Regions from separate parts of the Homo sapiens genome. Here region 1 is linked to region 2. The links are chromatin loops, found by intact Hi-C in ENCODE. Cell type or tissue: MCF 10A. All regions are shown on one strand. Links, peaks and the distances in the headings refer to the core of each region. The heading gives the core; the rest is flanking DNA.

Region 1 (5,389 bases), core at 105-5,104, 820 kb after region 2:
GGCTTTGGCCATTGATAGGTCTTTCAGCTGGCTTATGTCATTTTAACATTATGTATCAATTCACTGTAAGTTTTCAGGGTTTTTTTTTGTTGTTGAGCACTACAAGACACTCCTTGCTTATGTTGTACATTTTCTGCCTTGGTTCTAGAATCAGCCATTTCTCCATGGAAATAGCTAGTTTCTTTCTTTGCAGAATTTCATTGGAGACTGAGATTTGGAAGCTAGGTGTGTATGTTATTGTTGCTACAGGGATGTCTTTTCTTGGCCTTCTCAACAGACAGATCAAAGATTTTATATATATATATATGTATATTTTTAAATAATAGATATATTAAATATGTCTACTTAAGACATATTTAAATAATACATATATTAAAAGATATATTTATATATTGAAGGTTGCATATAGACTAACACATATCTAAATTTTTCTATGTAAGCATCTGTATCTGTATTCTGCTAAACATGTGTCTACATTGATGTCTACCCCCAAATCTAATCCATAACTACATCAATAATTCTACCCTCCTCCCGTTGCTTATTTATAAATTTCCACTCCAACAGTGAAAAACCTCCTTCCCACTGTCTATTATTCATTTACTTATTTTTTCAGTGACAGAATACACATAAAGCATTCTCACAATGGTTATACCATACCTTTGCACTGTTCAACTTTAATGGCTAGGCGGTGCATTTGGGCGGTAGTTTTGCCTTTAGTCTGCTGAACACTTGTGACCTTCAGAAGTGTTTCTTCACTTTTTTTCCTCTCTTACGTGAGACGGAAAGGCTACAGGGAGCAGGAATTGGGGAAGTGCCTTCTTTCTGGTGAGATAAGGCTCTGGTAAAATATTTTTACTACAGGAGTAGGCAATTGTTATTGAGAATGCTCTGTGTGCATTTCAAAATAGTTACTTTTCCCCTTCCACTGGCAGAGACATTAGATGATTTTTTTTGTTGCTGTTGGGGTTCTTTGCTGTGAGAACCTGGTGTGGTTCCTGGAGGTCAAACCCATGGAAGTATCGGCATTCTGCCTAAGACTACAGACCCCAACTCTCGTTCTAGTGCCCATACAGATTCCAGCAACTTGTCCAAATTACTTCTTAAACATTCCTACCAATTTATGGTTCCAGCAGATTCAGTTGCAGAAAAGCTGATCTTAGCCATTATTCTCTGTATTCACCTGTTTCTCCAGATTTAAGGTGGCAGTGTGCCCTTCAACCTCAATTATCCAATGAATACAAGAAGACATTTTCAGTTTGTTCATTTATTTTTCTTATTGCTAGGACAGGAATAGCGACTTCCAAACTCTTAGCTTGTCAAAACTGAAACCACAGAAGCTATCTGAATTCATGTTCAACAAAAATGTATGGAATATAATTTGGAAGTTGGTCAAATTATTAGACTCTTATCATGCTTCCACAAGTTTCAAGCAACCTCCGGATAGGAATACCAGCAATTTAAACTTGAATTTCAGGTACAAGTAGTCACTGAAACAAAATGCTGTGAGAGAAAGAAAAAAAGTTCTAAAATAATAAATTCTGGAAACACATTTATATTAATGGACCAAAATAATACAAATAAAAACAACTGTTTAATATCGCAATAATTCAAACATATGAAATAACAGATTTAGGAAATATCTATCATGAACACTATGAATAAACAGAACAGGTTAAGAGGTTAATTCTGTTTATGAGTGTTATCCGGAATTTTGGACAAGGCCCTCTATCTCTCAGATTCTAAGCAGAGACTATGAACTAATGGTACAAAAGATGAATTAGGCTTTTTGACAAGGAAGGAAGGGAGGAAGGGAGGCAGGGAGGGAGGGAGGCAGGGAGGGAGGAAGGGAATTACTGACTTTTAGTGATTTGGCAGTTTCTCTAAAAGATCTGCATGCTCCAGAAATAGTTGGCTGATATTGTCCCCTGGCAGCCCGTATTAGTCCATTTTCACACGCTGATAAAGACCTACCCAAGACTGGATGATTTATGAAGAAAAAGAGGTTTAATGGACTCACAGTTTCATATGGCTGGTGAGGCCTCATAATCATGGTGGAAGGTGGAAAGCACGTCTTACGTGGCAGCAGACACAAGAGAAGAGAGAGCCAAGTGAAAGGTTTTCCCTTATAAAACTATCAGATCTCATGAGACTTATTCACTACCATGAGAACAGTATGGAGGAAACTGCCGCCATGATTCAATTATCTCCCACCAGGTCCCTCCCACAACACGTGGGAGTTATGGGAGCTACAATTCAAGATGCAATTTGGGTGGGGACACAGCCAAACCATATCACAGCTCTCTGCAGTTGCTGAACATACTTGCTTTCTTCAGTTTGTCATGGATTTGCCCAGAGCATCTCACTTGTTTTTGTAGCTGGGCCTTCTAGGCACCTAGGTTTTTCTTGTAAACCAGTTTATTAGATAAAAAAAGATATGTCTTTTATATCCCTCATATGTCTTTTATAGACCTGAAAGTCAGACAGATATTCAGGATATCATCGCACTTTAATAAACATGTCCATTCATCTGACTTTTTCCATGGGTACTTTGCAATACACAATCAATAATGAAGCACACATAGAGGTATTTCCATTATGTATTGGATCTTTGTTATTTGAGGTTGTTGAAAACAATCACCTTTTCCAAATTATCTCTGTACCTTCTCTTTGTTCTCTGTCATTTTCCTCCATTTTGCAAAAAGACTGACCAGCCTTTATAGGTCCACTGTGAAAAATTCGGATTCTGGTTCAAGACATGGTCATTACTGCCACTATGTGGCTTGTTTTGGAAGTTATTGAAAATAAAACATTTAATTGGAGCTTTTGAACTTAAAGCTGCAAAACCTTGATATGTTCCCTAGTCTCCATAGCTTATACTCATGGATATACTTTTTCCCAAGCATAACACCTAATTAGATAGTTAATAATTTCTTTTAACTTAAAAATCTGCCTCCTAAGTAATTGCGTGAGAAACACACACATGCAAATGCACACAGAAAAATATATGTACATACAAAATCTGTATATATATAAACACCAGGCTAATTATGTGTATATAAACATAAATATATACACAATCTATTTATATCTATTAATTGCACCTTCCTTATTTACACAAATGGATTTATATGCATACGCTTTTGCGCCTTTTATTCTTTTCAATGGCTGTGTAGTATTCATTTATGGACATTTCTATTGTTTTGAGTTTTTTTCACTTTTGTGTTTATTTCCGTTTCGTTATGGACAATTGTGCTGCTGATGTACCCTGGAAATTATTATTTTGAACTTTTGCAATTATGGAAATTTGCATGATAGAAATTCTAAAAGTAATATTTTGGATCAAAGAGTATGTATATCTAAAATTTTGAAACATATTGTCAATTTGCTCTTCAAGTTAGCACCACGGCTACTTTTCCAGGGCCTTTTCCTTTATCAGATATTCTTGAAATTTAAATTTCTCTATTTATTTTAAAGGCAGAGTCTTGTTATGTTGCCCAGCCTGGAGTGCAATAGCTAATCACATAGCACACTACAGTCTCTAACTCCTGGGCTCAAATGACCCTCCCACCTCCACTTCCCAAGTAGCTGGGACTACAGCTGTGCACCACTGCACTTAGCTTAATTTCCTCTATTCTGATTACCACCTCTTTATAATGAGTGCAGTTGCACTCTTTGCCATATGTATGTTGCCTGTCTTTATTTTTCTGTGAAATTCTTGTTCACCTGTTGCCTTTCATTTTTTTCCAGTTGATTTCTGCCTTTATATCTTAAGAATAGTCTTTAACATAAGAATAGCCTATGTTTCCCCAGGCTTTTACTTATATTTTGATTTACTAATAATCATTTTTGTTACTTAAGACATTTAAATTAGTAGTAAATCAAATTTTACATATTTTTTTCTTTATGGTCTCTAGGTGTTTTGTCCTGGTAACAAATGTCTTTCTCCCATAAGGTTAGGAATACATCTCCCATATAGTTTTATAAAGGTTTTTGAATGTATTTCCATTATCCAAAGAGTTCATTCATATCTTCTTGTGTTAGTCTGTTTGCCTTGTTATAAAGCAATGCTGAGGCTGGTTAATTTATAAAGAGGTTTATTTGGCTCACAGTTCTGTAGGCTGTACAAGAAGCATGGTGCCAACATCTGCTTCTGGTGAGCATTTCAGGAGGCTTCTGCTCATGGCGGAAGGGAAAGGGGAGCAGGTGTCACATGGTGAGAGAGAAAAAAGAGAAAGGCGAAGGGTGCCATGCTCTTTTAAATAACTAGTTCTTCCATGAATTAATAGAATGAGAACTCACTCATTACTGCAGGGAGGATACAAACCATTCATGAAGAATCAACCCCCATGACCCAGACACCTCCCACCAGGCCTCATCTCCAAAATTGGGGATGAAATTTCAACACGAGATTCAAAGGGGACAAATATCCAAACTATATCACTTCTCTTTATCAAAATCTAAAAATATAAATTGAACTAAAATTATACTTTACTGTTATCCATAGTTATGTTCCTTGCCACAATTCATAGGTAATTAAGTTATGACAATGTTAATGGTTTATAATTTTCGTGACTAGTTGAGAAAGCCGTTCTTTTTTTTTTTTTTTTTTGATACAGAGTTTTACTCTCTTACCCAGGCTGGAGTACAGTGGCACCATCTCGGCTCACTGCAACCTCAATCTCCCGGGTTCAAGCTATTCTCCTGCCTCAGCCTCCTGAGTAGCTGGGATTACAGGCGCATGCCACCATGCCCAGCTAATTTTTGTACTTTTAGTAGAGACAGGGTTTCACCATGTTTGCCAGGCTGGTCTCAAACTTCTGACCTCAGGTGATCTGCCTGCCTCAGCTTCCCAAAATTCTGGGATTACAGTCGTGAGCCACCGTGCCTAGCCTGAGAAAGCCTTTCATAGTGAAGCTTTGTTGTTAGGTAGATAAAAATTTATGAATATTTATCACTTGGTAGATTGCTCATTCTATGAATATGAAATATCCATCTTTCTTCCTTTTAAAATGCATTTTATACATAATTATATTTTATTTGAAATTATTACTGTTAAAAGCTTTTTCACCTGTACATTGCAGGGTATATCTTTACCAATTCTGTCGACTTTTTTCTCTGTTGTTTTTAAATTAGCTCTTTCAGAACATAGAAGACCAGATATTCAGTGTATGAATCTGTCTTTTAATAGTTAAATCTAACCATCCACAGTTTTTATCATCACTGATAGTTTCACACTTATTCCTGTCACATTTATTTCCAATTTACCATGCTCTCTTGTTACAAACCCCCTTATTAATTTTTGTTGAATTAATATTAGTTTAGTTTTTTCATGTATTGTATATTACACAATTCTTATATTCTAGTGCTGTCTAATTTCTAATACTTAAAT
Region 2 (5,389 bases), core at 213-5,212:
ATAACAGCTACAGCTCGGTGGGAGTTCTAGTACCTGGATTTTCACCCAGGTGGATGCCAGGCCTGATTGTCTATCTCCTGAGGAATTTCCAGACTTTGTCAGAGTTCTTCAGGAACTGACCAGATCCAGTTTGCAGGTTGGGGGTCATCACTATTTCCATTGGGTCAAATTGGAGTAAGCAGATACCAAGAGTCACTTACAAATCACTAACATCTATTAGATACTGACCATTCTCTCATTTTCTCACATCAACCATGTGAGATAGGTATTATTATTGTTCCTGTTTTATAGATGCAGAATCTGTGATTTGTCTGGAACCACAGCTATAAGTGGTGCAGCTTGGATTTGATCTCACATTTGATTTTCCCTGTGATCCCTGGGATCTGGCTTAGGTTTGGATATGCCTCTGAACAAATGGTAAACAAGGGAACCTAAATGTCCATAGGTGTCTATTTACCTGGTTGTCCTTAGTTCAGCATCTTTAAAATACAAAAATAGATTTGTTGAGAATACTCATTTCCATTATTTTAATGAGAATAACAACTCAGCTAACTTTTAACATGAATATACACTAAAACCAAAAGTATTATGCTGATGGCAATCTCTACTTCCTTCTTATTAAAGCTTATGAGCCATGGAGGACCCTGCCCAGCCTGAGCTGCCCAATGTGCCTGCGTTAGCCAGCCTCAGTGTGTCCCTTTGTAAAGCGCCCCAGACCTTTTGAGTAGGGATGACCACTTCTTAATTCATGGTATTTATCAGTAATCATGCATATGCAAAATTTTCAACTTCTGCTTAGAGCCTTTACTAATTTATTTCTGTGAATGCTCTGATTCCTTCCAAATGACTCTGTAAGATGATGGTTGCAGGCTTCATTAGTTCAACCTTCAGAATCACTCAATGTTACAGTCCCAGTTTTCTCTCTCTTTTACCCAAATAGGCTTTACCTATATTAATGATTGTTGCTGGGCTCTTCGACAAGATATTTCAAGAATGGGAAAAGCGTTTTAAAAGAAGTTTCATGAGGCTTTGGAATTCACAAGCTGTGAGCAGCACTGGCAGATATTTTTCCAGGGTGTTCATTTTTATTCATTTCCTTATAGCTTTTATGGCTAACCGTTCTAAGACATATACAGTGCTGTGTTGTGATCAAATTTTCTCCTCTGATAGAAGTCAAACTTTGAAAACTTAGATTCCTAGAATTGTTGAACATTCTAATCAAAAACTTCTTTGAGTCAATCCAGTTTAAAATATCACTGATTGCGGGGGGGTGGCTCACACTTGCAATCCCAGCACTTTGGGAGGCCGAGGTGGGAGGACTGCTTGAGCCCAGGAGTTCAAGACCAGCCTGGGCAACATAGCAAGACCCCATTTCTAAAACAAACAAGCAAATAATAATAAAATATCACTCATATTTTAGTTCTTTCTAACCCATGGTTGATACTCTCAACCACAGAGTGAGGAACTTACTTTCTGCCTACCATTTAATCTTTGATCTCTAAAGGTTTGGACCAAATGGCTTTTTTGCCGTAAGCTTAAATATCTTGTCTTATTTTTTTTTCCTACCTATTTGTCCAGGTTGTTTTCTTTGCATTTAGGACAGTGGTTCTCCATACGTGTGCATCAAAATCACCTGGAGTATAAAATACAGATTCCTGGGGCTGGCTGTGGAATCTCTGATTTGGCAGGGTTTAGGGAGAGGCCTGAAACTGCATTTTTAACATGTTCCTGGGTCGTATTGATGATACTGATTCTCACCTTGGGAATCACTGACCTAGGAAATGTCTTCTCTTCATCCAAAGAAACCCTTACAATCCCCAAAGATGCCTTTTTTTCTCCTGGCTGAACAACCCCAATTTCTATGACTTTCCTTTTTAGACTTCAGCTTCTCCACCATCTCACCATCCACACTTCTTGCTTGCCTGTCCTGCTTGCCTATCACTCACTGAATTTCAGGGAGCCAAACTGGCAATATAAATGAGTGAACCACCACAGGTGGGGGTGAGATGAGTCAGATAGGGAAGACAGCAGAGACTGTCTACCCGGAATCAACTGAGGAATGCAGACCTCACCCAAACAATTCACATTCCTGTTTTTTTGTTTTTGTTTTTGTTTTTGTTTTTTTTTTAAGCATCAAGCCTACCTAATAAAATATGAATTATAAAAAATAATTCAGTTGCCTAGATTTGACCCCAATGAATGATAGTTTGAGGTCTTAAAATATAATTAAAATGCAGCTTGAACCTGAAAGTGGCAGACTATCAAGTTATTATCCCCAGTTGTTTGGGTTTCTATTACATGAATCCAGTTATAAAAATAACACTTAATACATTATAAATTCCTAATTAGGGAGCTACCCAGTAACTGATTATATTGACAAAGTCATGCCATAAATAAGAATTAAAAAGTTAATATAATTGATTAGCTAGGATGCCCTCACTCTTGTTTTTGCCATTATTTAAAATTTAATTGCTTTGCAACATTTCCAGATGTTGATTTTGGACATTTTTTCATGTGTTTTATTGCCTGTGAGCAGTTTTTATGTACTTGTAATCGGAGCTTTTCACGTTTCTTGGATGTAGAAAAATCAATTAAAATGAAGCAAATATTTTTGAAACCTAACCAGACTTTTGTCTTTGTTTTCTCATAAAGTTCCTCCATAGAAATGTGTGGCATGGGAACAGAGCCTAATACTTTCTGAATAAGATATTAACAGGCTTGTAGTGGATGCTGGGAATTTAGAAAGCTCTGTTTTTTTTTTTTTTCTAAAGCCTCCCAGTAGAATGTCAGACTAATAAATGGACTGCATATTTCCACAGTGTTTTTATGACATGTTTCACACACTGTCTTGGTGCAGATATGAGAAAGCCCTTGTCCACAGCCCAGTTCTGACTCACTCATTAATTTTACCTTGTATTCAGTTTTCTTGGGGTGGATCTAGACTAGAATAGAATAGAATAAGCCGACCTTTAACTACAGTCCTTAAATGAGGAAATCTCCACCCTGGGCCAGCTGTGCCAGGAATCCCGACGAGATGGAACTCCGCTGTGGTTTATAGGCAGGGCTGATTTTCAGGGGGGAGTGCACCCATCTGGACTCCCTGCTGTTCCCATCAATCTATTCCAGCCCTGGTACCCCTGGACCACCCTACTGTCCAGCAACTAAAGGATTAACAGGAGCCACCTCCAGGAGCCTCCGGGACCCTTCAGAAGGTGTCTGATTTGATGGATCAGAGGCTAGGCCACTGCCAGCTCTCTGCACATATTTTACATATCACCCATTTGCAGGTGTTGAAGACCGGTAAGTGCCCAGGAGCTGGCAGGTGTTGCAAACATGTCAGTGTACCTGGTGGGGGCGCTCCTGCCCAGCTGATAGGAGACAGCTTCTACCCAGCCCACCCCTTTGGTGGCTACACCAGCTTGGCACAGTCTCTCATTGCTGAAGAGCATCCCCCCGCCAACTCCGCCCAATCCCCACCTCCAGTCTTGACTACTTTTCATTGGTTTGTTTGTTTAAATTGACATCTCCTGATTTTCAAAACCTTGCTGATTAACAAAGCAAAAAGAGCACACACAAAAAAAAAAAAAAAAAAAAAAAAGTCAAAAACAAAGCAAAAAACTCTCAGTCTAAAACAGATAAACAAACCAACAAACAAAGCCCAGGGGCTGCTAGAGGTTGACTCTTGTAAACTGCAAGAACGGACACCACAAACTCCAGAGCAGAGGGCGCCTGGACATTCCAGTGACTTCATCAAGCAGTAAAATATCCGTCTTTCATCTGCTTCTGCTGATGACCAATACTATGCCTGTCACAATTTCCAGTCTTTTAGAGCTACTCTTTGATTACACACAACCGAGACTTTTTCTAAGCCTAGGACATTTTCTGTGTCCTTTTAAACATTGTTTACATCAAAATAATGATATGGATAGGTAAAAGAAAAATACAAAACTACTTGTGCTGTAAAGTAGTTCTATTTTAGAAAAGGAAATCTTGACAAAACTTGAGCCTTGTTAGGAAAAAAGAAAAATGACAAAGCAGTCATGTACAGAAAGCCTGGATAGGATTTTCAATCTCCTTGTGCAAAATCTGGCAAAAATGTATGCTAAGGGTCCAAAGCAGGAAGTGCTCAGAAAGCAAATACAGAAACTCAGCTTAGCAAAGGGGCGAAGCCAGAGAGGGATATAAAGGAACAGAGGAACGGCTGAGGATAGAGGTGAGGAAGCTGGACTCACACAGACTGGGTCTTGCTCAGCCTTCTGCAGTACCAGTGTCAGGGCCAGGCACACAGGAGTGACTAGGAGTTTGAACTGAAATAATGCATGACTAAGAATTAATTTGGGATGGTCTTCAGGTGGAATGATTGGAAATGTTGTTTTACTTTTAATTTTTCAGTACATGAAAGAAAAGATGCCTGTTTTCTAATCATTGAAATCTTATTATGTACAGAAATTTTCCTAGCAGAGCACACGAGGATGAAAAAGAATCAGATGGGAGATGAGGATCAGGACTCTTTCTGTGAATCGGAACCTCTCTGCTCTGCTCCTTTTCTGGTTTCCTCTGTCTGTCCTTCTCTTGTCTCCATTATTCATCCTGTTTCTGCCTTGATGTCATCTTGTTGGATGTCCCATCTCACTTAGTCGTCTGTAATTTGTAAGTAGCATTTAAATTATTTGTGGTCTTTATCTAATAAAGCTTTATTCTCTCTGGTCTTGATGAATGAAGAAGGCAAACTGAGCCTTGTTTTTTCCCTTATTGTCTTACTTCCCCAAAGCACCTGAATGAGTTCTGTGTGGTCTTTATTGACCTGTGATGATCACTGTCCCATAAAAAAAGCATGGTAGCGTAGTGCTTCAGCATAGGCTCTGCTCAGAAGACTTGGATCCCAATCCTTACTCACTTGTCGAGGGAGTTTGAACAAATAAGTGAATTTCTATTGACCTCACTCTTTCACATATGTATAAGGGGAATTGTAATAGTACATGTTTTTTTAGGTCATTAAGAGGATTAAATAGATAGAATATAAAATACGTTAGCATAAGTGCCTGGGACAGGGAGAATACTCAGCTAAGTTGGAAATCAGGTGTTGGCAAACTTTTTCTGTAAAAGGCAAGAAACTAAATATTTTAGGCTTTGTGAGTCAAAGTCTCTGTCTTAACTCCTTAACTCTGCCATTGTACCGTGAAAGCAGCCACAGACATATGTAAATGAGTGAGTGTGGGTCTGTTCCAGTTAAACCGTATTTACAAAAAGGGACAGCAAATAAGATTTGGCTCATGTCTCTCAGTTTGGCGATCCTATTGTAGAATATAGTTTTGACATACTGGAAACAGCTTCTCTGTAAGTTAGGATCTGCTTTGTTGCTAACTAATTTAATGTGAAATTTAATTGA

The links. A loop is a pair of places that touch in the nucleus more often than their neighbours do. Peaks named below come from ENCODE experiments on the same cell type or tissue, not always from the same donor. Only the 100,000 strongest peaks of a DNase experiment are listed, where the experiment ranks them.
Region 1: it touches region 2 in a loop (9-fold over the local background); 2 of 110 quality-filtered maps call a loop at or near these places.

What each region holds. Positions count from the first base shown.
Region 1 is chr10:82,966,846-82,972,234 of GRCh38, forward strand. All of the region lies in intron 6 of NRG3 (neuregulin 3), which reads left to right. Among named protein-coding and RNA genes, the nearest start is that of LINC02650, 710 kb to the right of the region's middle. In MCF 10A, for the core only: a CTCF peak has its summit at 2,771; no DNase peak of the experiment used is centred there.
Region 2 is chr10:82,146,957-82,152,345 of GRCh38, forward strand. The region is part of intron 1 of NRG3 (neuregulin 3); the gene reads left to right. Among named protein-coding and RNA genes, the nearest start is that of NRG3-AS1, 83 kb to the right of the region's middle. In MCF 10A, for the core only: a CTCF peak has its summit at 3,332; a DNase peak (open chromatin) is centred at 3,355.